2 separate regions of the Homo sapiens genome follow, and region 2 is linked to region 1. The links are chromatin loops, found by intact Hi-C in ENCODE. Cell type or tissue: PC-9. All regions are shown on one strand. Each heading gives the region's core, and the rest is flanking DNA. Links, peaks and the distances in the headings are about the cores only. Region 1 overlaps SEC22A (SEC22 homolog A, vesicle trafficking protein). Region 2 overlaps SLC49A4 (solute carrier family 49 member 4).

The links. A loop is a pair of places that touch in the nucleus more often than their neighbours do. Peaks named below come from ENCODE experiments on the same cell type or tissue, not always from the same donor. Only the 100,000 strongest peaks of a DNase experiment are listed, where the experiment ranks them.
Region 2: a loop joins it to region 1, with 7 times the contacts of the local background. A loop is called at or near these places in 17 of 110 quality-filtered maps.

What each region holds. Positions count from the first base shown.
Region 1 is chr3:123,254,019-123,266,335 of GRCh38, reverse strand. SEC22A (SEC22 homolog A, vesicle trafficking protein) reads right to left here. Exons shown (of 7, transcript NM_012430.5): 6 at 6,747-6,812. Among named protein-coding and RNA genes, the nearest start is that of SEC22A, 58 kb to the right of the region's middle. In PC-9, for the core only: CTCF peaks have their summits at 7,095 and 7,309; a DNase peak (open chromatin) is centred at 7,335.
Region 2 is chr3:122,852,042-122,864,358 of GRCh38, reverse strand. It overlaps SLC49A4 (solute carrier family 49 member 4), which reads right to left. Exons shown (of 9, transcript NM_032839.3): 6 at 7,985-8,052; 7 at 4,157-4,284. Among named protein-coding and RNA genes, the nearest start is that of LINC02035, 28 kb to the left of the region's middle. In PC-9, for the core only: CTCF peaks have their summits at 5,565 and 5,765 (motif pointing left); a DNase peak (open chromatin) is centred at 7,098; H3K27ac peaks cover 1,788 bases.

The DNA of each region.
Region 1 (12,317 bases), core at 4,743-9,742:
TGCAAAGCAGGCATATGGAAGAAAATAGTAAAGATAAAAGCAGAAATCAATAAAATTGAAGCCATAAAAACAGTAGGAAAAAACAATAAAACAAAGATCTGGTTCTTGAAAAGATCAATAAAATTAACAAGTAAGACTGACAAAGAAAAAGAGAGAACATGCAAATTACCATTATCAGGAATGAAACAGGAGATACCACTACAGACCCTGCAGACATCAAAAGGCCAGTAAGAGAATACTACAACCAACTCTAAACACATAAATTTGGTAACTTAGATAACATGGACCATTTCCTCAAAAAACACAAACTACCATAAATTCACTCAACATGAAACATAATTTGAATAGTTCTATAAAACTACTAAGAAAATTTATGACTTATTATACGGCTACAGTAATCGAGACTATGTGGTAGTGGTGGAAGGATAGACAAAAAGAAATCAATGCAACAAAATACAGAACCCAGAAATAATCTCACACAAGTATGTCCAGCTGATTTTTTACAAAGGTGCAAAAGCAATTTAATGGAGGAAAAAAAATCGCCTTTGCCATGGATGGTGCTGGAGCAATATAGACAAAGGAACCTTGGTTGAAGCTATCTAAGTCTCACATCTCATACAAAAATTAACTCAAAATGGATCACAAACGTAAAATATAAAACTATAATAAAAGGTCTAGAAAAAACATAGTAGAGAAACTTAGGCTAGGCAAAGAGCTCTTAGACTTGACCACCACAAGCATGACCCATAAAAGGAAAAATTGATAAACTGAACTTTATCAAAATTAAAAACTTTTGTTCTGTGAAGAACCCTGTTAAGAGGATGAAAAGATAAGATACAGACTGATCTGAAACCATTAAAAAAAAAAACTGACTGGGAAAAAACCTGTTAAGAGGATGAAAAGACAAGATACAGACTGATCTGAAACCATTTTTTTTTAAAAAAAAACATAGACTGGGAAAGGATACCTGCACACTTCCTTTCTGACAAAGGATTAGTATCTAGAATATACAGTTGTCCCTCAGGATCCATAGGGGATTGGTTTCAGGACCTCCCTCAGATATCAAAATTTGTGGATGTTCAAGTCTCTGATATAAAATGGCACAATATTTGCATTTAACTTATGCACATCCTCTTGTATACTTTAATCTCTAGATTACTTATAATACCTAACACAATGTTAATGCTGTTATACTATATTCTTTACGGAATGAAAAGAAATAAAAGTCTGTACATGTTCAGTATGGATGCAATATGTTTCCAAATATTTTCAATCCATGGTTGGTTTAATCCATGGATGCAGAACCCACAAATATAAAGGGTCAATTGTATAAAAAACTCTTTAAGAAAAACAGTGAAAAAACAAAGAATCCAATTAGAAAATAAGCAAGGCCGGGCTCGGTGGCTCACGCTTATAATCCCAGAGCTTTGGGAGGCTGAGGTGGGTGGATCACCTGAGATCAGGAGTTCATGACCAGCCTGGTCAACATGGTGAAACCCCATCTCTACAAAAAAATACAAAAACAAACAAACAAACAAAATTAGCTAGGCATGATGGTGGGTACCTGTAATCCTAGCTACTCGGGTGGCTAAGGCGGAAGAATCACTTAAACCCGGGAGGTGGAGGTTGCAGTGAGCCGAGATCATGACACTGCACTTCAGCCTGGGTGACAGAGCAAGACTCGTCACAAATTAAAAAAAAAAAAAAAAATCAAAAGATGTAGACATTTCACTGAATATACACATGACAAATACATGAAACAATGTTTAGCATCATTAGCTAATGATGTTAAACAACGCAAGTTAAAACCACAATGAGCTATCACCACACACTTAAAAGAGTGGCTAAAATAAAAAATAGTGACAATATCAAATGCTGGTGAGGATGCAGAGAAACTAGATCATTCACACATTGCTGGAGGGAATGTAAAATGGTACAGCTACTCTGGAAAAGTTTTTCAGTTTCTTAATAAAACTACCACATGATCTGGCAATTGTACTCCTAGGCATTTATCCCAAAGAACTGAAGACTTATGTCTGCACAAAAACCTGCACATAATTGTTTATAGCAGCTTTATAACAGCCAACATTTTAAAACAACTCATATATCCTTCAATAAGTAAATGAAGCTGGATGTTGTGGCTCACACCTGTAACCCTAGAGCTTTGTGGGGGCTGAGGTGGGAGGATTGCTTAAGGCCAGGAGTCCAAGACCAGCCTGGGCAACAAACATAGCAAGACCCCGTCTCTACAAAAATAAATCAGAAAATTAGCTGGGTGTGGCAGCACACATCTATAGTCCTAGCTACTCAGGAGGTTTGAGCCCAGTTCAAAGCTGCGGTGAGGCTGTGATGGCATCACTGCACTCCAGCCTGGGTGACAGAGCAATACCTTGTCTTTAAAAAAAAAAAAGGAACAAATCATTTAATAGTACATTGAATACATATCATAGAATACTACTCAGCAATAAAAAGCAACAAATAATTGATTATGCAACAACTTGGCTGAATCTCCAGAGAATTATGCTGACTAAAAAAATGCCTATCTGGCTTATGCCTGTAATCCCAGCACTTTGGGAGGCTGAGGTGGGCGGATCACGAGGTCAGAAGTTGCCTGACCAACATGGTGAAACCCCATCTCTACTAAAAATACAAAAATTAGCCAGGCATGGTGGCGCACCTGTAATCCCAGCTACTCAGGAGGCTGAGGCAGGAGAATTGCTTGAACTGGGAAGTGGAGATTGCAGTGAGCCAAGATCGCGCCACTGCACTCCAGCCTGGGTGACAGAGCAAGACTCCGTCCCAAAAAAACAACAAAAAAATGCCTATCACAAAAGATTACTTCAAATGTTGAAGCCCTTAATCCCTAATGTGATGGTATTAGGAGCTGGGGCCTTTGGGAGGTAATTAGGTTTAGATAAAGTCATGAGGGCGGAGCCCCCATAATGGAATCAATGACTATGTAGGAGGAGGAAGAGATCTCAGCACTTTCTCTGTGTGAGGATATACTGAGAAGGCAGCCTTCTGCAAGCCAGGAAAAGGGCCCTCAGCAAGAACATGATGTGCCAGCATCTGGACTTCCAGATTCCAGAACTGTGAGAAAGAAATGTCTGTTGTTTAAGCCACCCAATCTATGGTATTTTCTTATAGCATTCTGAACTATGCCAGTTATATACTATATAATTCCATTTACATAATGTCCTTAAAATGAGAAAATTATAGAAATGGAGAATGCGTTAGTAATTGCCAGAGATTAAGGAGCGGTTAGATTAAGGAAGTGGATATGGCTATAAAAAGGCAACATGAGGGATCCCTGTGGTGACAGGAATGTTCTGTATCTTGACTGTATCAGTATCAATACTCTGGTTGTGATACCGTTTTATATAGTTTTGCAAGATGGTAACATTGGGGGAAACCAGTAAAGGGTACGTAAGATCTCTCTTGCAACTCCACGTAAATCTACAATTATCCCAAAATAAAAAGTTTAATTAGAAAAACTTTACCCATACACATATGTCTAAAACTTACTTTAAAAACAACTACAGAAGCTCCTTGGCTTACGATAGGGTCACATCCTGATATACTCATTATAAGTTGAAAATATCCTAAGTTAAAAATGTATTTAATACAATTAACTTACCAAACATCATAGCTTAGCCTAGCCTACCTTAAACATGCTCAGAACTTTGGCCTACAGCTGGGCAAAATCATCTAATACAAAGCCTATTTTATTCAAATATATTCATTATCTCATGTAATTTATTGAATAGTGTGCTGAAAACCAGAATGGTCATGTGAGTACCTGAAACATAGTTTCTACTGAGTGCATATCACTTTTGCATCATTAGAAAGTAAAAAAAGTTCCAAGTCGGGGATGGTGTGTTTATACACGCTATATGCACATACATAGAGAGTGAGATAAAGAAGGTGTTGCAAGATGTTAACAATTGATGACTCTAAGTATACTGGTTTTTCAACTTTTCTGTAAGTTTCAAGTTTTCAAAGTAAAACATTGAGGGAACAGGAAGTCTCTAGTTTCTTCACTGATCCTTTGCTTTCCTATTTGAAATGTTCCATATCAAGATTAATCCTATCAGGCTGAGCTCTGGGCTTCCATAAGCACCTGCATCCTGAAGAAAAAGATGACAAACCATGTGGTAATGGCTTTTCAGATCTGATCTAAAGAGGATTTAAAAATATCCTGACAACTGGAGACAGAGCATGTTATATGGTAAAACATAATTACTTAAGTTTTACTGTGGGGGAAAAAAACAGCATTATTATCACCCTGCTCATCATATTTAGAAAGCAGGCAGTTTCATGCCTTTCAATATGAAGGAAATTAGTTTTCTGCTTTTCTTTTTTAAAGCATGAATTTGTTTACTTCTCTCAAGTAAAAGAACACCTGAGTGACACCACTCTACCACGAAGCAACTCTCAGAACTACTCGAGGCTGTTCTGGGAAGTGTAACAGAGGTATGCCTATCTATAGCCTGGTAGTCACCTGCTCTGAAGTCACAAAGATCTGGGTTTAAGTCACTAACAAGCTATAAGAACTGTCTATACCTCAGTGAGGACGATATAATGGTATATCCTCCTTTTTGTGAGGATTTAATGGTACAATGACTATAAAAGGCTTAACACAAAATAAGAGCTCAATACATTCTGCCATTATTACTAAGCATTTACAATTACTTAAGACAAAGCAACCAAAACTTGTATTTTATAAGAATGATTATTCATAAAATTATATTAAATACCTCACAGTTTTAGATAAAAATCAAATGAGATCATGTGTATAGTTATAAAATTATAACTTTATTACATTATAAAAATTACACAAATTAGGAATTTTGCCTACAGACAGCATGATATAGTAGACAGAACACAATACTGAAAATCAGACACCCAGAGTTAAGTACTGACTCTACCACTTTCTGATTATGTGATCTCAGGACAGTACTGAAACTGTCTCCGTTTTCTCACTTTAAAAAATGAGATATTATCCCTTTTGTGACAGGATAGAAATTAAAATAGAAAATATATACAAGAATATTTCATAAAATTAAAGCACTATGTGACATTAACAAATATGTTTTCACATTTCCTGCATGAAGTGTCACTCATCACCATTAAATCTGTCAGATTTGACAGAAAATTTCTGAAGATAATATAAATGGTTAAGAAAATCAAGCAATTTTTTTGGTCAGGCGCGGTGGCTCACGCCTGTAATCCCAGCACTTTGGGAGGCCGAGGTGGGCGGATCACAAGGTCAGGAGATCAAGACCATCCTGGCTAACATGGTGAAACGTCATCTCTACTAAAAATACAAAAAATTAGCTAGGCATGGTGGCAGGAGCCTGTATTCCCAGCTACTCGGGAGGCTGAGGCAGGAGAATGCCGTGAACCTGGGAGGCGGAGCTTGCAGTGAGCCGAGATCGCACAACTGCACTCCAGCCTGGGCGACAGAGCGAGACTCCGTCAAAAAAAAAAAAAAAAGAAAAAGAAAATCAAGTGATTTTAAAAAATGAGGCCACTGGAACTAAAATGTCTAATGTCTTTACATAAAAGTCAAATACATATATTCAAAATACGTCCCTAAAGACGTCCACTGAACTTTAGGTAGTCTTATATTTGCAGTTCTGACTCTTAACATTTTTTCTAATTCAAGCTAGAAAAATGTGTCACTTACAAAAAAGTTAGGTCAAAAAGCCTTGCTTGCTGTAACACGTTTTAACAAAGACATTCTTGCATTTGGGTAACTGGTAACTTCCTTTCCTACAAATGTGTGCCTCCTCTGGCCTTGGAAATGTGACTATCAGTCTCCATGTCACCAAGGTGCAAAATCTCTTCCCTCCTTAAGTTTCACAGTCTTCAAGTCCCAGTGAGTCTTCCTTCTCAATGTCTATTTTTTTCTATCCTCACTGCCATTACCATATGTTGGCTTTCATTACCTTCTACCTGTAGTAATAATTCCAAACCAATTTCCTTGCTTCCAGTCTCTCTGCTCTTACAGTCCATTCTATTCATTACTGCTAAATTGAATCCTAAAATCCTGTTTTTACTGTGCTGTTCTCTATTCAAAAACTTCCCTCCAATACAAAATCCTCAGCCTAGAGTATAAGTAGAACCTGGAAGCTGAATAATCAACCACCAGAAAATCTAGTAGTTTTTTTTTTTTTTTTTTTTTTTTTTTTTTTTTTTTTTGAGATGTAGTCTCGCTCTGTTGCCCAGGCCGGAGTGCAGTGGCGCGATCTTGGCTCACTGCAACCTCTGCCTCCTGGGTTCAAGCAATTCTCCTGTCTCAGCCTCCCAAGTAGCTGGGACTACAGGCACACATCACCATGCCCGGCTAATTTTTGTATTTTTAGTACAGACAAGGTTTCACCGTGTTGGCCAGCTGGCCTTGAACTCCTGACCTCAAGTGATCTGCCCACCTCGGCCTCCTAAAGTGCTGGGATTACAGGCATGAGCCACCACACCCAGCCTAGAAGTAGTCTTTACTACCATAGGCAGATGACATACCACCACTGAAGCCTCAGCACAGGAAGAAGGTTAACATCAGGTTCACTGGGATGTATGTCTACTCAAAATGGAGACATAGGTCACAAAGTTAAAAGAGGCTCAAATTAAAAGAGAAGCAAAGAACTCAGAGTTTTAATAATTTATTTAAAATGCACAATTGTTAGAACTGATACCCGAAGTAAACAATAATGGTAAGTGTTTCTTTAAAATGGAAGAAAACCTACCTGGTAAAGGCAGGCTGCTGTTCCAAGGAAAAATGCAATGATGTAATTAAAATCATCACCATCACTCTGCAAAAGCAAAATAAAAGATTATTTTTGTTTCCGGTGGGAGCCCATTTCCAGAAACAATCCATCAAGATAGGATGTAACAATATTTACAAACAGTCAAAATTGTCACACACTGGTATATAGAAATTCTCAAGAGTCCTAAAATGAAAACATAAAGCACATTCTAAGACCTAAAGAGTGTGAGGTAGAGGTACAAGTGTTCCTCTTCATTTTGGCCACCCCCATCAATTTCATTCCACTCAAAAGAGGAAAACCACTGGGGAAAAGTTCTGACATAACGATAAAAGCCTCTCCTCCTACTGCTAAAAAAATCATGTAAAAATGTACAACACCCCAGTGGCTGACAAAGTTACTCCAGCTCACTAGGGTCATTACTTGATTCAAATACTGACAAACTTTACTGCTAGTAAGTATATCACTGAATTGTCCAATAAAGTAATTTGATATGATTTTTTTAAAAACTGTGAAAACTGAAAAGCTACTGTCCACTAGAGTGTGCTAAATCCCAACGTGAAAAATTAAGACTAATCAGTCTTGCATGCTATGCTAGAAAAACAGCCACCCAGAGGAAAAACAGAGATACCTCATGCATAGAATGTCTCTGAAAAGAAAACTAATGGAGACATGTAACAACCCATGCTTTCCTATGCCTTTTTGGTTCTTCTTAAATATCTACATTATCGACTTCTTTCAATGTTTTTATACAGTAAAAGATAAAGTTCGGGCAGGAGCATTACATTTTTTTTTCTTCCAGGCAGGAACATTAATTTGGCCCTTTTCTTATATTAGAGAGAAAAAAAAAACCTCTTTATACAATGATAATTTCCACAAGACACAGAAGAGTATCTCATTATCATTTCTTCATAAAATAGTATAAAGGAAAAATTCCTTTTGCACTGGTTATTGGGCAACTGATTGTAAGGCAGAGGAAAGCTGGCTTATCCTAGTGAGAAGATCTTAAAATAGGAACCACTCATCTGCCTGGGATGCTCAGGCCAGTTGCACCCCAGAGGCAAGGAAGGCCAACACCAAACCTTTCCAGTTTAATAATTCTAAAACCTTAAATAAGTTCTGCTTGATTATTTTTTCTTTAGTCCTTTACTTTTTAAATGACCTTTTTTTTTCTGATTATAAAAGTTCATGTTCATTGTAGAGAATCTGGAAAATACAGATTATACAAAGAAGAAATTAATATAACCTATAAATGCCACAACTCTGGGAAAATTACTGCCAACCCTTTCATGTATTTCCTTCCAGTCTTTTCTGTATATGTAGACACATTTTAAAAAATAGATTGATACTTTTATATACTACTTTTTAGTACTTCACAGTACTACACAAACACTTTCCCAAGACAGTAAATATTCCTCAACCACACGATTTGTAATGATTATATAACCTTTAATTGTGGGGATATACCATAATTTATTGTCCTACAATTGGATACTATAGTTTTCTCTAAATTTAGACTAACTCTCTTAATCACTCCTTCTTTTCTCTCTTTTCCTTCCTTCCTTTTTTTTTTTTTCAATGAGATGGAGTCTTGCTCTGTCACCCAGGCTGGAGTGCAGTGGCACAATCTTGGCTCACTGCAACCTCCACCTCCCAGGTTCAAGCGATTCTCCTGCCTCAGCCTTCAGAATAGTTGGGACTACAGGTGCGTGCCACCATGCCTGGCTACTTTTTTCTGTATTTTTAGTAGAGATGGGGTTTCACTGCGTTAGCCAGGATGGTCTCGATCTCCTGACCTTGTGATCTGCCCGCCTCGGCCTCCCAAAGTGCTGGGATTACAGGCGTGAGCCACTGCACCCGGCCTCTTTCTTTCGAGATTGAGTCTCGTTCTATCACCCAGCCTGGAATGCAGTGGCGCGATCTCGGCTCACTGCAACCTCTGCTTCCCAGGTTCAAGCGATTCTCCTGCCTCAGCCTCCCAAGTAGCTGGGATTACAGGCACCCATCACCATGCCTGGCCAATTTTTGTACTTTTTAGTAGAGAGTGGAGTTTCACCAGGTTGGCCAGGCTGATTTTGAACTCCTGACTTCAAGTGATCTGCCTGCCTCAGCCTCCGAAAGTGCTGGGATTACAGGCGTGAGCCACCGTGCCTGGCCTTAAATGCCTTTAAAACACTTAGGAGCATATTTCTAGAGTCAGTCAGACTTGGGTTCAAATATTTACTTATAATCTGGGACACTTATTTAATTTCCTCTTTTGAAAAATAAAAGTTGTAGAGATTAAGTGAAATAACATTTGCAAATACAAAGAAAAGTAACTGGTACATAGTAAGTACTCAGAAACATTCACTAACTCCTGTCTCCCTGGGGTTACTGTCTGTGTCACTTAAAAAATCTTTAATTGATACAGAGAAGACTGTCTACTAGCATATTATTCCATTTAATAAATATTTATCAAGCATTTACAAACCAGGTACTTTGTTACTATCCCTAGTACAGAAAAGAGTTAAGTCCAGCCAGGGCGGTGGCTCATGCCTGTAATCCCAGCACTTTGGGAGGCCGAGGTGGGCAGATCACGAGGTCAGGATATCGAGACCATCCTGGCTAACACAGTGAAACCATGTCTCTACTAAAAATACAAAAAATTAGCCGGGCGTGGTGGCGGGCACCTGTAGTCCCAGATACTCGGGAGGCTGAGGCAGGAGAATGGTGTGAACCTGGGAGGTGGAGCTTGCAGTGAGCCGAGACTGCGCCACTGCACTCCAGCCTGGGTGACAGAGCGAGAATCCACCTCAAAAAAAAAAAAAAAAAAAGGAAAGAAAAAGAAGAGTTAAGTCCACACCAACTTAAGGAGGTCACTCTAATTAAGGCAGATACGTAAGTCAATAATTACCACCCAAAGTGATAACTGATGGCACAGGTGTGTGTAGAGGATACTAAGGGAGCCCAATGGAGACACATCTAATTCTGCATAGAGAAAAAAGAAAGGCCAGGGAAGACTTCCTAGATGGAGTAAAGCTTAAACTGGGTCTTAAAGGCTGAACCAGGTAGGCAAGGTAGGAAGAGAATCAAAGGCAAAGGAAGTAGTGCGTACAGTGTCAAAGAGGGAGGAGATTAAGATTGACTCAGAGGCTTCTTGTTTAGGCAACGTTTGAATGACACCATGCACTAAGTTGGGCATATGGAAGAAAAGTAATTCAAGAGCAGAAAATACTGAGCTCACTGTGGGACATGCTATTCTAGAGCTGCTAGTGGGACATCCAAATAATTATACTTAGCAGATATTTCAGTCTGCTTCAGGAAAGAGTTTGATCCAGAGATCTAACTTGGCAGTCTTCTATTTTAATAGTAGTTAAATGAAAGGCCTATGACAACCAAGTAAAAATCTCAATTCTTGATTAGCTCCTAGATTAGAGAGAGGAACAAAACACTATATAGAACATTCTGGGGGCAACTATGGAAATTTGAATACAGATTTTCTATTAGGTAATACTATACTAATGTTAAATTCTTTGGTGTGATTAAGGTATTATGATTACGTAAAAGAATATCTTAGCTCTTAAGACATACATATTGAATTCAATTTTGGAATAAACTGAGATGATACCTACAGTATTAACTTTGAAATGACTCAGTAAAAAAAAAAAAAGAAAGAAGAAAGTAAAATGGTAGGTAGGTATATGGGGTGGATGTTAATTCTGCTGTTCTTTAAACTTTTCTATAAGTTTGAATTCTTTCAAAATAAGATGTTATGTGGTGCAGCAAAAGGAAAACGCAAATATTTAATAAAAAGTCATGCGGCCACTAAAAAGAATAGATCTCCGTGTACTGATGTGAAATAAACTCCTACATATTTTTAGACTTAAAAAGATGCAAATTAGTATTGAGTATGCTATCATTTTCATAAAAATTTTAAAAGAATAATTGCATAAGTAAATATATAAATACCTATATACTAGCATAGGCACATAATCTCCCTAGAAGGATGACTCTGAGGAAGAAAGTTGGGAGGCAATTACTTTTCTGTGAAAATATCAACTCTTATAGGCTTTGAAATTTTTATGTGCATATTTTACTGTGTGTGTGTGTATGTGTGTGTGTATGTATAAATGTATGTGTATTTTTTCAAAAAGGCCATTATGAAAGTAACCAAGAAGAGGGCATGGAGTTGGAAGAATATAAAGCCAAGGACAGAATACTGGAGAATGCCACTATGTAAAGGACAGGTGGAGGAAGAAAGTGTATCAAATAAACTGAGGAATAGGAAGAGAAAGAGAGAAACAAAACAAAACAAAACAAAACGGGAGAAAACAGTTTCATAAAAATGAACGGATGAGAGATTTGTCATGAAGAAAAATGTAAATACATTAAACTATTAACAGTGACTTGTGTCTATGTTTCCTGAAATAAAATTCATTTTTTGAAATTAAACAAGGAAATGTTTAAAAGGAAGAACATAATGACAGATGAGGCAGAGAGGGTACATAAGATAAGACTCTAAAGAGTTTCTGCTGTATTTGGCAATTGAAAGGATACTGGTGAGCTTAATGGTGGATATCTGAGAGAATTACAGGAGCAGAAAAGAGATCATAGTAGACTAAGACTCATAGGTGGGAACTGAACAATGAGAACACTTGGACACAGGAAGGGGAATATCATACACTGGGGTCTGTTGTGGGGTGGGGTGAGGGGGGAGGGATAGCATTAGGAGATATACCTAATGTAAATGACGAGTTAATGGGTGCAGCACACCAACATGGCACATGTATACATATGTAACAAACCTGCACGTTGTGCACATGTACCCTAGAACTTGAAGTATAATAAAAAAAAAGAAAAGAAAAGAAATAGAGGGTAAAGGAGCAAGACAACAAATGTAGTCTACTCTCTCAAAAAATTAGAAGAGAGCATACGTAAAGAGGCTTTTTTGGTTTTGTTATTGTTTGTTTTTTAAAGAACAGCAGGGCTGAGGGAAACGAGCCAGTAGGGAACCAGCAGATGAAATGTAGGTGAAGGAATAGCCAGAGGTTGGAAGGTGGGCAGAGGTTAGGAACAAGGACAAAAGTGGGAGTGGACAGAGGTGGGGAAACAGAGACAGGAAGGAAGGCAGAGGAGAGGAAGAAGAGGGCAGAGGTAAGGAGTTCCAATACACATTTTTATGAATGTCACTATTCACCTTTAGGGGATACTAGAGTACCAATGTATTGCTCTGAAAACAAATAAAGGACATTTTCTTTTAAAGATGAGGATGGGTCAGGGGCAGTGGCTCATGCTATGATCTTAGCACTTTGGGAGGCCAAGGTGGGAGAATTACTTGAGGCCAGGAGTTTAAGACCAACCTGGCCAACACAGCGAGACCCTGTCTCTTTAAGAAAAAAAAAGATGAGGATGAAGGTAAACAAAAGCCTCATATAATAGCCACACAATGTATTAGGAGGATACTATTAAAATGTTTATAATAATTAGGGAATATTTACTTTTTAATATTAAGTGAAAAAAGGACATAATGGATACATGTACATGTATGAAAATTTGGTGATAATTTTTATTTTA
Region 2 (12,317 bases), core at 2,801-7,800, 400 kb after region 1:
TTCAAAATTTTGTTTATTGCATAAACTTCAAGATTTTGAAACTCGTGTTATCTGGTCATGAGGTTATTTATTCGCCCTATTCTAAGTACTTCAATTTAAATAAAGACATAATGCAATTTTAAATATTCTGAGTTTCCCTAAGGAAAAGCATCCAAGAGGATATATGTAAGCAAGTAAATGTATCAAAACAGTATGCTCTGGGATAGACTGGAATGACCCAGTTTTTATTCTGTAGAGATGGTAACAATAATATCACAACCAGTGAACTACAGAAAGATTGCCATAGAAAATTTTAGTTTTAATGAGGTTGGGCGTGGTGACTCACTCCTGTAATCCCAGCTACTTGGGAGGCTGAGGCATGAGAATCACTTGAACCTGGGAAATGGAAGTTGCAGTGAGCTGAAATTGCACCACTGCACTCCAGTCTGGGTGACAGAGTGAGACTGTCTCAAAAAAAAAAGACAAAGTTTTAATGAGACAGCAGTAGCACTTATAACACATGGGTTGAACAAAATTAACTAGCTTTCCATTTATTAAACAGTTTAATACATATATTTACAAATACGTTTCAGGTAGATTCTTCTGATATATAAAAAGCAGTAAAAGAAATTCTAAGTTTGCTAGGAAAGAGGAAAAAGACTAGATATTTTCCTGATTAAAATAGGAATGACCAGTAAAAAAGAAACATGAATTTACCATTACAGACTTTAAATACCAGCCTAAAGGTATAGATTTGTCTATAATTAGATTTTGTAGTAAGTTTCCTTTCATGAAACCTCTTTTACTTAAAAGGAATTAGGTCAGATTTTTACAAGGCTTGTAAGGGTATCTGTGACATATTTATTCAAATTCTCGTGTTCCATTTAAAACATGCCCTTCTACCTTCCTACAGCAAGTGCTGAATAAGAGTGACCACAATTGCTGACTACCACTGGCAACAAGTAACATTTACTGTGGCTCAAATGGAGATAACATATACTTCATTCATTCATTCACTCCTTCTTCAGGGCCTGTGCTAGGTTCCACAGTGGGAGTTGGCACAAAACCATGCTCCAGATTTTCAGACTGGTAGGGAAGATAAGACATATATACCTAAGTAACTATTAAGTAGTATTAGGGGAGAGAGACAAAAACCTGCTATAATTCAGAGAAGGAATGTGGACAAATCTAGTCCGTAACCCAGTGTGCTTGTAAGGTAAAAATACATCTTTCAAGAGTATCTAAGTGACATTCAAAAACTTACTTGCAATTGAAAACAACAGTAGAACTTATAAATTCTGTGGTTGTTAAGGTGGCCACATCAATTCTATCTTTCAATTCTGGCCTTAATTAGAATTCTGCTTTCCTTTCTGTCCAACATAATTGTTTTCAATACCAGACTGGTAAAATATGGTCTTGACTAGGGTCAATCACATCAATTTTAAGATTTAAAAGATGAATAATTTTCAAATGCATTTTTCCGATTATAAAATTAAAACATGCTCATACAAATCCAGACCAAAAAAAAGAGATTAAAAAATTAAATTCATTCTTAATATTCTACCCAGAGATAAAGCTGTTATCACATTAAATTGAAAATACATAAAATTTAATGGAATGTACTATCTTATAATAAAAATTCTACACTTAATTCAAGGGAAAGAAATCTGTTCTTTATGTACTCATGACTATGTTCTTGTAAAATCCCACAGATGCTAACTTGACATACAGTATCACACACAAAAAATCTGAATGTAATGCCATGAATAAGAAGAGTTGTAAACTAAGACTGTTCCACCAGAATGTTGTACAACTGCTAAATTATGAAGTTATACCAGAATAAAATTTTAAAAAAATTCTGGCTCTGGCTCAGAATACTTGCCAAAATTGTTCAAAACTCCAATGTAGGATGCCAGTTGTGTACAACAGTGCACAGTATTTTACTCTGTATCTAATTATTACTTTGGACAACTGGGTTTTCCAGGCAAAGCATGTGTACAGAGAAGAGGGACTGTTGGCAGGATGGTGTAGAACAGGGATTTCCAGGCCTTCTTTGTTCTTAGCACTCCTAGCGTCTCAGTAATTTTTTCAGTGTTCCAAGGCCAAGAGAAACAGCTAACAATCCCATTAATCACATCTTTGGTTCAAACTATTTAATAACATGTATGATATATCCTAACAATTTAGTAGCCATTAAAAAAATAATACTCATAAGCTGAAAGAAATATATTTTTATTTCATCCTTAAAGAACCACAATTACTTATTGATGAGATGTGTGCACTGATGCGCACTGCAAGACTTTTAAAAGTTTTGGAATCAGACTGGACACCCCCACCCTCATTTTGTGTTCCACACTAATTTTTGTGTGGTACTTGTGTGGTACTTCCTTTTTATCACAGCAACCACCAAAAAAATTACTTTGCAAAGATACGATGTCATCGAAAAGAATGCAGCAGAATCTAATGCTGAAACTGGGAACTTCTCTGAACTAGAGGTTCAACCAGTATCTGACAGATGTTGCAGATCCCTGTGCTGCCCTTGTGAGCTTACTGAGGCACTCCAGGGTGGCTGGCTTGGTGCAGAGGTTGCTAATTTTGAGTATAGGGCAATCTTATCCCCTTGCCCTATTATCACTGTAAAAGTGGTAGGAAATCCCAAATAAATGGCTGTCCTTGAAAGATTTGATGCCTCTGATGTGTAAACTGCTGGTTCTTTTATTACAGAGTATAGAGATCCAAAGTGGGATATTCCTTACATATAATGTAGACCAAAAACACCTGCCTTCTCAAAGATTCCCATGGAACATACATGCCACTGGGCAATAGGTCCCCATGGAGTCACTTTCAGACTCTTATTTATTTCTACTCACACAAATGCTTGTTATAAATGACTGTTACAATCTTACAATCTACCAAATAATCCTATAATTAAATATATAATGCAAAAGGTGGCTGAATATTACTTGCAAATAATATAAAATATGCATCTTAATATTTTGCTGGAAGAAAGGAAGGAGTAATAACAGAGTCTCTGGTTTATAAGCCAATAATAATCTGTCATAGTAATTTTAAAAAGATCCCATGGTAGGCAGAGTAATGCCCTCCCTCCCCTAAAGATATTCATGACAATCTCTGGAATTTGTGAATATGTTATTTCACAAGACAAAGGGGATTAAGGTTGAAATGGGACTAAGGTTGCTAATCAGCTGGCCTTAAAATTGACAGACTTTTCCAAATTATCTTGGTGGGTCCAATGTAATCATAAGCATCCTTAAAAGTGGAAGAGGAAGAAAGAAGAAGGCAGAAGGGAAGGGTTCAGAAGCAGATGTAACGATGGAAGAAAGGCACAGATAATGCAACGTGAAAAGGACTTGACCCAAGGTTGCTGGCTCTGAAGGCAGAGGACAGAGCCATAAACAAGGAATGTGGGTGACCTCTAGAAGTTGGAAAAGGCAAGGAAAAAGATTCTTCCCTAGAGTCTGTTCACATTTTGATTTTAGCCCAGTGAGACCTGTATTGAACTTCTACTCTACAGAAATGTAAGATAATAAATTTCTGTTGTTTTAAGTTGCTAAATTTGCATAACTTTTACAGCAGCAATAGAAAATAGACTCTGAATTGATGATATTAATAATGACAAGAAAAACAACAGCAACTAAAAATGTTTCAGGTCCATTAGATAAGCTAAGTAAGCTGGCTGTAATATACTTTCAACAGGTATTTCCAGTAAGTTTTGCTTTGTATTAATGATGGAATAACACTAAATGTAAAATAAACCTATAGGGGCTGGTTCAAATAACTTTACTGAAGTATACCATAGTTTTTTGCCTTGTTAATTATTATTATTATTTAACAGTGATATAATGACTATAACCAAGATAAAAATCTTTGTATTATGCTCTGATAGAAATTTTAAACAAATATAAGCATTTCCATGCTCTATGTGTTAAGGCTAAAGATTATACTTCTTTTCCATGTGAAAAATACCAATTAAAATATTTTTAGTTATTTTTTGGACTCTTTAGATAAGATGATGGTTTGATGACTGGACAAGAGAAACTTTTTTGTATATTTAACAATTACTTACAGAAAGCAAGAAGAAGTCCTACTGTCAGAGTTATGTACACTTCTGTGAATGAAAATATTTATTAAAAGTTCAAAAATAGCCTATGCTCACCTGTGGTTAAAGGTAGGTGTGTGATGCTGTTCAAACAGGTCAGGGTGAACCACGTGGATGACAGTGTAGCTCCCGAAAACAGGAGGAGAAGAATTAGTTTCAGCATACCCCTGATAAAATCTGCAAACCTAAAAACAAAAATGCTCTATTAATTCTAGTGGGATTTAAAAATACTATTTAAGCAAATGACACACTTTCACTAACAACTACTTGAGGAATTTTCCATATATTCTTTTAAAAGACAGTTTTCAGTGTTTTTTTAAAACAAATTTTCTTGTATGATGTTACTTTGTGATAATTTTTTTTCTCTTATAAAACACAAAAAACGGCATCTTTGTTCAGGATCTATAATTTATAGGATATATTCTGAGTGTTTACTTTTTTTTAGAGACAGGATCTCACCATTGCCTGGCTGGAGTGTAGTGATGTGATCACGGCTCACTGCAGCCTCACCTCCCAGGCTCAAGCAATCCTTCCACCTCAACCTGCTGAGTAGCTGGGCTAATTATTATTTTTTTGTGTGTGTACAGGGTTTCTCTATGTTGCCCAGACTGGTCTTGAACTCCTGGGCTCAAGGATCCTCCCACCTCAGCCTCTCCAAGTGCTGGTATTACAGGCATGAGCCACCATGCCCAGTTGATTCTGAGTTTTTAAGTGTCACTGTCATTTTCTTCATATTTTTCTATACTTTCCAAACATTCTATAATGAACATGTATTATCTTAGTTTTGAAAATCAGGCTAACTTGTTGACATGAACTTGCAAAGATCTCTCTCAAAATTCAAACTCACTTAGAGAACAAACACAGATGCCTACACCAGAGCCTCTGAGGTCCTATGTGACCTGCTGCCTGGCCCTGCTCTCTCTTCTTCTACTGTTCTCCAGTTGGATGGCCATGTTTCTGTTTCTCATACATGCCATGGTTGCTTACCACAGCAATATGTAGCTTCCGTACTTGTTCCGTCTGCCTGGAATGCTGGTACCACCCGGATCTTCACGTCTTACTCCTGTTTACCCCTCAGGTCATTCAGGTCTCAGTTCAACAAGGCCCTCTGGGCTCAGTGAAGAAGTCTTTCCCCATCCCACCTCCACTTTCTATTTTATTTCTTCATAGCACTTTCTCTATTGGAAACTCTTGTTTTTGCATTTATTTTTGTCTTCCCTACCAGATTGTAAACTTCTTGAGAACAAAACATACACGGCATCTGGAATAGTGAATATTATTCTTCTAAACTTGGGACTTTTATAGCATTTTAAGTTTTCATGTTTGAGTTTTCATGAAACTAAAGGGCATCTGGTAGAGACGCTTATCATTAGCTATGCCAAAAAAATTTTCCACTTGCCAGCTGCTTTTCCTCACCTGTGGATTAACTGTTGATTGTACGGGCACAATCCTCTGGCTGCACAATTTATTCTGTCCTTCAGAACTGTTCCTCTTATAGAATAGCTGATCCCATCTCAAATACAACATTTACTATATTCTCTTCACTTTTAATTTTCTAAAGTTGATTTACATTTCTATTGTAATTATGTGACTGTCCTTCTTAAAACTTTGAATACTATCTTCTGTTTTGTACTTATTTGACATGATATGGTTAATCATGTTTGTGTTTTCTAGAATAAAATGACTTCCTATGAGAGCTGATGCCATCTTTTGGTGGGAAAAATGAATGCACTTTTGCCCAGTGACTTAAATTTGTCCTCAAGCAGAAAATTCTTAGGTATGCTGAAAAAGTTTCCACAGCTTTACAAAATATTCCTCAAGAAAATCCAAAAGACTGTTTTAATCCCACGCTTACCTAACAGTTTTCAGATTTACATTTTGGTATGCTGCATAAACTTATTTGTCAGATACAGAGATGACAAGGTATAAGAGAATAAAACAGGCTTTTAGTACAAATCAGAGTTGAATTGCAAGAAAGTTTCACAGAAACTGATCATACAAGAATAAACCGACAACTGTAGTCTGCTATTTTTGGAGATCCAGTCCTTTCGAATAGGCTGATACCATTGAAGTGTATTATTAGGACGAAGAAGTATCTTTAATAGTGGTCTTTAATTACAAAAATATCACCCAAAGCACTCATGTATGTCTACAAGGTAGCACTGTCCTAGGGAATCCCAAAAAATGGTGTCAGGAAAGTAATTTTAAAATTGATTTTAGGGCTAGGAGATAACTGAAATTGACTTCAGATCCCAGAGTAAGGGTAGTATTTTTTTAGAACTTCCATTTCAACAAATTAAAAGCAGAAAAGTCCTCATTCTAAATTTTCCCTTTAATTATATCTATATCTAGTTAAAATTAAGGGGTATAGAAGGAAAATAATGACAAAGGAGCATTTGAGACATCATTTTTGATACATAATTGTTCCCCCTTTGACCAATTTGGTGCTCAGAATAGGATGTGATCAATGACTCACTATAATTGGCTTGGAGATTTAACTAGAAAAATGAGGTATGATTCTTGTCAAAATAAGACAGGTCAATGTATTTTTAGTATCAGTGATTTCCTACAAATACTATATTCCCCTTCTGCTTCTTTAGCTTTTAGTTTTCTTATATTTTCCTAACACTTCAAATAAAGTGATTTAGAAATTACAGTGTCAATTTATTCTTTCAATATCCCTGAAACACTATGTGAACCATAAAGTCTAGGTATAACATTATCCTGTATCAATTATATTCAAGTATTTAGATATTGAGGTGATATGTGGATCTTATATTTGATCTTCCCAAATATATAATTAGATTCTCCTCTTCATGGTAAAGTTGATTGCCTAATTTTGTTTTTGAGCAGAGTAAAATGATTTGGGAAGTGAATGAATATTATCTCTTTGGAAATACCAAGAATAGTTTTATAGGCAGTTGCCTAAGAGAGTAACATTTTAATTCTTTTCCTTTTTTTTTTTTTTTTTTTTTAGAACGAATGGGACCTTTTTCCTACTTCTGACTCATTCTAACAATGTGTTGTTGTAATAGGTTATGATCAAAGAGAGTGTGATGAAACTGAAAGTCTTCACAGACATTTTGCATCAAAAAGGGATAACCATAGGAAAATACCAGCCAAAAAAGACCATAAATAAATAATGTCTGCTAATCAGGACACTGCCTGTTCATGGAAAGTTCTATTGACACTTTTACAAATGATTTCTTCTCAACCCTTTTAGTCTCCACAGCTATTAATTTGTCTTTATTATTATATTACCTTTTTTGGTCTCCATTTGTAGATGTTGTTCTCCAATAATATGGAAAGAGGCACCTTAACTACACTGGAAATACATTTCCAGTCTCCAGAAAAAAACACTTGAGGAAGGGATACTCCAGAGAAACTTTCTTATAGCAGCAAATTCTTTTTTTTTTTTTTTTTGAGATGGAGTCTCACTCTATTGCCCAGGCTGGAGAGCAGTGGCGTAATCATGGCTCACTGCAACCTCTGCCTCCCGGGGTTCAAGCAATTCTCCTGCCTCAGCCTCCCTGGTAGCTGGGACTACAGGCGCTCATCACCACACCCAGGTAATTTTGTGTTTTTAGTAGAGACAGGGTTTTGCCGTGTTGGCCAGGCTGGTCTTGAACTCCTGACCTCAGGTAATCCGCCTGCCTCAGCCTCCCAAAGTGCCAGGATTATAGGCGTGAGCCACCATTCCCGGCCTGTTAGCAGCAATTCTATATAACGCATATGAATTTTCTTGTACTCTGAACAAGTACCCCTTTCTGACCTTTGCTTGTTTTACTTTTCCCTGAATTGTAATGTTTATTTAGGGGAGCCTATTTATCTTTAGGCTTTTTCCCCCTGCTCTGTCCACTCACAAGTTTAACAAAATATTCTCACCTTGCCATAGCTATTCCAACAACACAGCCTCCAACTATGGACCAAAATCCAATCCAGCCAGCATCTACCTGTTAAGAAAGAAGCAGACACATTTAATACAAGACAATCATACTGCAATATAAAAGGAATGAAAAAAAGTCCTCTATAATCAATATGTTAGTAGCTAAATGGATGAAATAAAAGAATTCATGTGTAACTAATGTATACAAACATCTAAAATATGTCCTTGATTAACTGTTTATTGGAATATTGAAAACAAAATAATCAACGTCATCAAACAAATATTTTCAAGTATGTACTACATGCCTAATATTGGACTAGGAACTCTTAAAATAAGAAAAGGATGGAAGATAGTCACAGCCTGAAAAAGTTTAAATATAACCAACATAGGAAACTGCTAGGTAATAATGAGATGCTAAAACATGGGGCAACAACTAAAAATGTATCAGGAGGTGGAAGGCAGGGAGAAATGTGGGGCTGAGCAAGAGAGTAGACAGAGAAAAAGAAGTTGAGCTGGGTTTCAAAAGTATAGCTTGTTCCCCTCTTGAGAAAACATTTCCAGCCCTGTCATTTACTAACTGTGTGACTCTGAGCAAATTATGCCTTTTTACCTGTAAAATGGATTAAATGAGATAATTTGTATACAGTACCCAGATCAGTGGCCAAGACATAGGAAGTGCTCAATAAACATTAGCTGTTCTTATTATTACTAACTGATGAGGCGTCTCCATCTATCTTGTCTCTTTCCTGCTTGTGTGGCCACATTTTTTCACAGCAATCTACGAATGCTGCCTACATTCCTCATCACTCCTGTATCTTTAACTCTTATTATGACTTGGCTTCTGTCCCAACTCATACTCTAGGTCTCAGTTCCTGCATTAGTGGAATGGGGATAATAAAGTTTTTCTGAGGGTTAAATAAGTTAATAAATGTAAAGTGCTCAATGCATGTTAGTTGTTATGAATGAAATTTCATGTCTCTAATAATACTGGTTCCTCTTTCTCCTTCCCATGACCACCATGCTTGCTTTTATTATCTTCTTACTTCTTGACCCCTGTCAGAGCTTCTTAAATGGTCTTCGCAATCTATTTTGCTCACTGTTGCCAGAATAATTATCCTAAGCATTCCGTGTCCCTGCTCGGAAATAGTTACTGGTTTTCCTTGTGGTTACAGGACAAAGTCCAAACTTGACCTGGCACTTGAGCATTGTGCAAACTAGCTTCTACCTTTTGTTGTTTTTCGAGTCATATTTTTCTTTTTCTTTCTTTTTTTTTTTTGTTTTGAGACAGAGTCTTGCTCTGTCGCCCAGGCTGGAGTGCAGTGGCACGATCTCGGCTCACTGTAAGCTCCGCCTCCCGGGTTTACACCATTCTCCTGCCTCAGCCTCCTGAGTAGCTGGGACTACAGGCGCCCGCCACCACGCCCGGCTAATTTTTTGTATTTTTTTAGTAGAGACTGGGTTTCACCGTGTTAGCCAGGATGGTCTTGATCTCCTGACCTCGTGATCCGCCCGCCTCGGCCTCCCAAAGTGCTGGGATTACAGGCGTGAGCCACCGCGCCCAGCCTTTGAGTCATATTTTTCATTACACTTGTGACAGGGATTGCCAGCTGTCCACCAAACGATTTCTTCTTCTACCTGGGTACTTAGCTAGATGACATGTCCCAGTTCCTAGCTGGAACAGGTGACCATGTGTCAGTTCTCATTAATGGAAGTGAGCATAAGTGAAGTGTGCCACCTCCAGGTTAGAACTTGGAAGAAGGTGTATGCCTCCTCCATGCTTTCTCTCCCTTCCTGCCAGCTGCAATCTGGACGTAGCTGCCCAGCTGCACCCATGCATATAATGACAAGGTCCTAGGGGACAGAAGAGAATACAAGTGGAAGCAGCCTCGGTCTCTTAAATCAGTGTGAGGAAAAGAGCTGTCCAAACTGGACAACTGTCCTAGATTACACACGCTGTCCCAGATTGCAATGTGAATGACAAATAAATTTTTCTTAAGTCTCAGAATTTTGGAGGTCTACTTCTCCCAGGAGCATAGCCTATTCTAAGCGATACAGTAACTTTATATGAGTCTTTTGCTCTATTGGTGTTTGCTGCCAGAAGCAAACATGAAGGCTCTCAGGAGAAGGATAACATCCTGAAGCTTAAATTATCGCTCTATAGTTTTTCACACTATTGGCATTTGAGGCAAGAGAATTCTCTGTTCTGTAGGACCACTCCTCTCATTGCAGCACATCTGGTATCTATAATCCAACGCCCACTAGGCTCCCACAAACACTTCCTTCTATCCTCTAGGTGAGTGGGGTCATGCTCTAGGTTAAGGACCACTGCATATCTGGCTGTACTGATGCTGGTACTTTCAGAACATTTAGTACTTTTCTACTTGCTTTGTTCATGACATTTGCCCTAGTTAATACAATTCTACCCAATACTTAATTTAAAAATTTAAAAAATTGCTTTCATGTAATTTTAAATTCTACTTTATTTAATAACTGATATGATTCAGGGTCTCTATCTCTCTCAGAGTTTGTACCAAGAAAGATACTTGGAAGGACTTCTTAGGGTTTACAACATGAAGCACAGATCTGCCAAATCAATATCATTTTTTGTGTGAGTGACATGGGGCCTTACTCTGTCACCCAGGCCGGAGTATAGTGGTGCAATCTTGGCTCACTGCAGCCTCCGCCTCCTGGGCTCAAGTGATCCTCTCATCTCAGACTCCCAAGTAGCTGGGATTACAGGCGTGTGCTACCGCGCCCAGCTAATTTTTTGTATTTTTGGTGGAGACAGGATTTTGCCATGTTGCCCAGGCTAGTCTCGAATTCCTGAGCTCAAGTGATCCACCTGCCTCACCCTCCCAAAGTGCTGGGATAACAGGCGTGAGCCACCATACCCAGTCAAAATCAGTATCATTTAAATGGGTGCTACACTTTTCCTTAACAGAACTGAGCATACTTGGAATACCTGCCATCCAGAAAAACAGGTGAGAAAACTAAAGGAAGCCTTTCTTATTATAGTAAAGGTGCTGCTATGGTCTGAATGTTGGTGTCCCCCACAAATTCACATGTTGGAACTTAATCCCTAAAGTGATCATATTAAGAGGTGGGGGCCTTTAGGAAGTAATTAAGGGATGAGTGCCCTTATAAAAGAGGTTGAAGGGAGCTGCCTTGCCCCTTTGCCACATGAGAATGCAGCAAGAAGGGGCCATCTTGGCAGCAGAGAGTGAGCCCTCGCCAGATATAAATGAGTTGGAACCTTGATCTTGGACTTTCTAGCCTCCAGAACTGTGAGAAATAAATTTCTATGATTTATAAATTACCCAGTCTAAAGTATTTTGTTGTGGAAGTCTGAACAGACTAAGACACGTACACTAGGTAATTTAGGTTAGTATTCTGGTTGAGAACTAGAAAATCTGGGGAAAATTTTATCTGAAGCCATCAGAGAGCCAAGAAAATAATCCAGAATTCTGAAACCATGATCTAGGATGGGAAGATAATCTGAAGAGATAAGCACGGTATTTGGAGACAATTTTCCTTTAGGGTTGTCTGCTAATTTCAGACAAGGTGGCTAAGGGACTGAGAAGTTATTGACAGCCTCACTGACCTAGAAGAAAAAATATGAGTTTAGGGCCTGCTGTGGGGTGCCTTTGTAAAAACCCCGGGTTTTAACTGGGCACTCTGAAGGGCTGTACCTAAGAGCAGGAGGAACTAGAAATGGAACAGCCTCCTGAGGGACTAAAGCCCAGCTTTAAGTGATCTCAAGCTCTGAAACTAGATTAAGGTGATTCTCAGACTTCTGCCAGAAAAAATATAAATTCTCTCTGAAGGAAAACAATATCATCTTGATACTTAAATTATCTCCACAGTTTTTCATGTACTATGTCTAGCACTCAATCAAAAATAACTGAATGCATAAAGAGATTTTTTAAAATTACCAAATATCAAACATATAAATAGACCTACAAGGGACCAAGATAATGGAATTATGAGATACAAATTTGAAATAACTATTTTTAATAGAGAAAAAAATAAGATATCAAGCATTTCTACTGAAATCTGTCAACTATAAAAAAGAACCAAAGACAGGCCAGGTGTGGTGGCTCATGCCGTTAATCCCAGCACTTTGGGAAGCCAAAGCAGGCGAATCACCTGAGGTCAGGAGTTTGAGACCAGCCTGGCTAACATGGCAAAACCCCGTCTCTACTAAAAATACAAAAATGAGCTGGGTATGGTTGTACGCGCCTGTAGTCCCAGCTACTGGGGAGGCTGAGGCAGGAGGACTGCTTGAACCCAGAAGGCAGAGGTTGCAGTGAGCTGATCACGCCGCTGCACTCT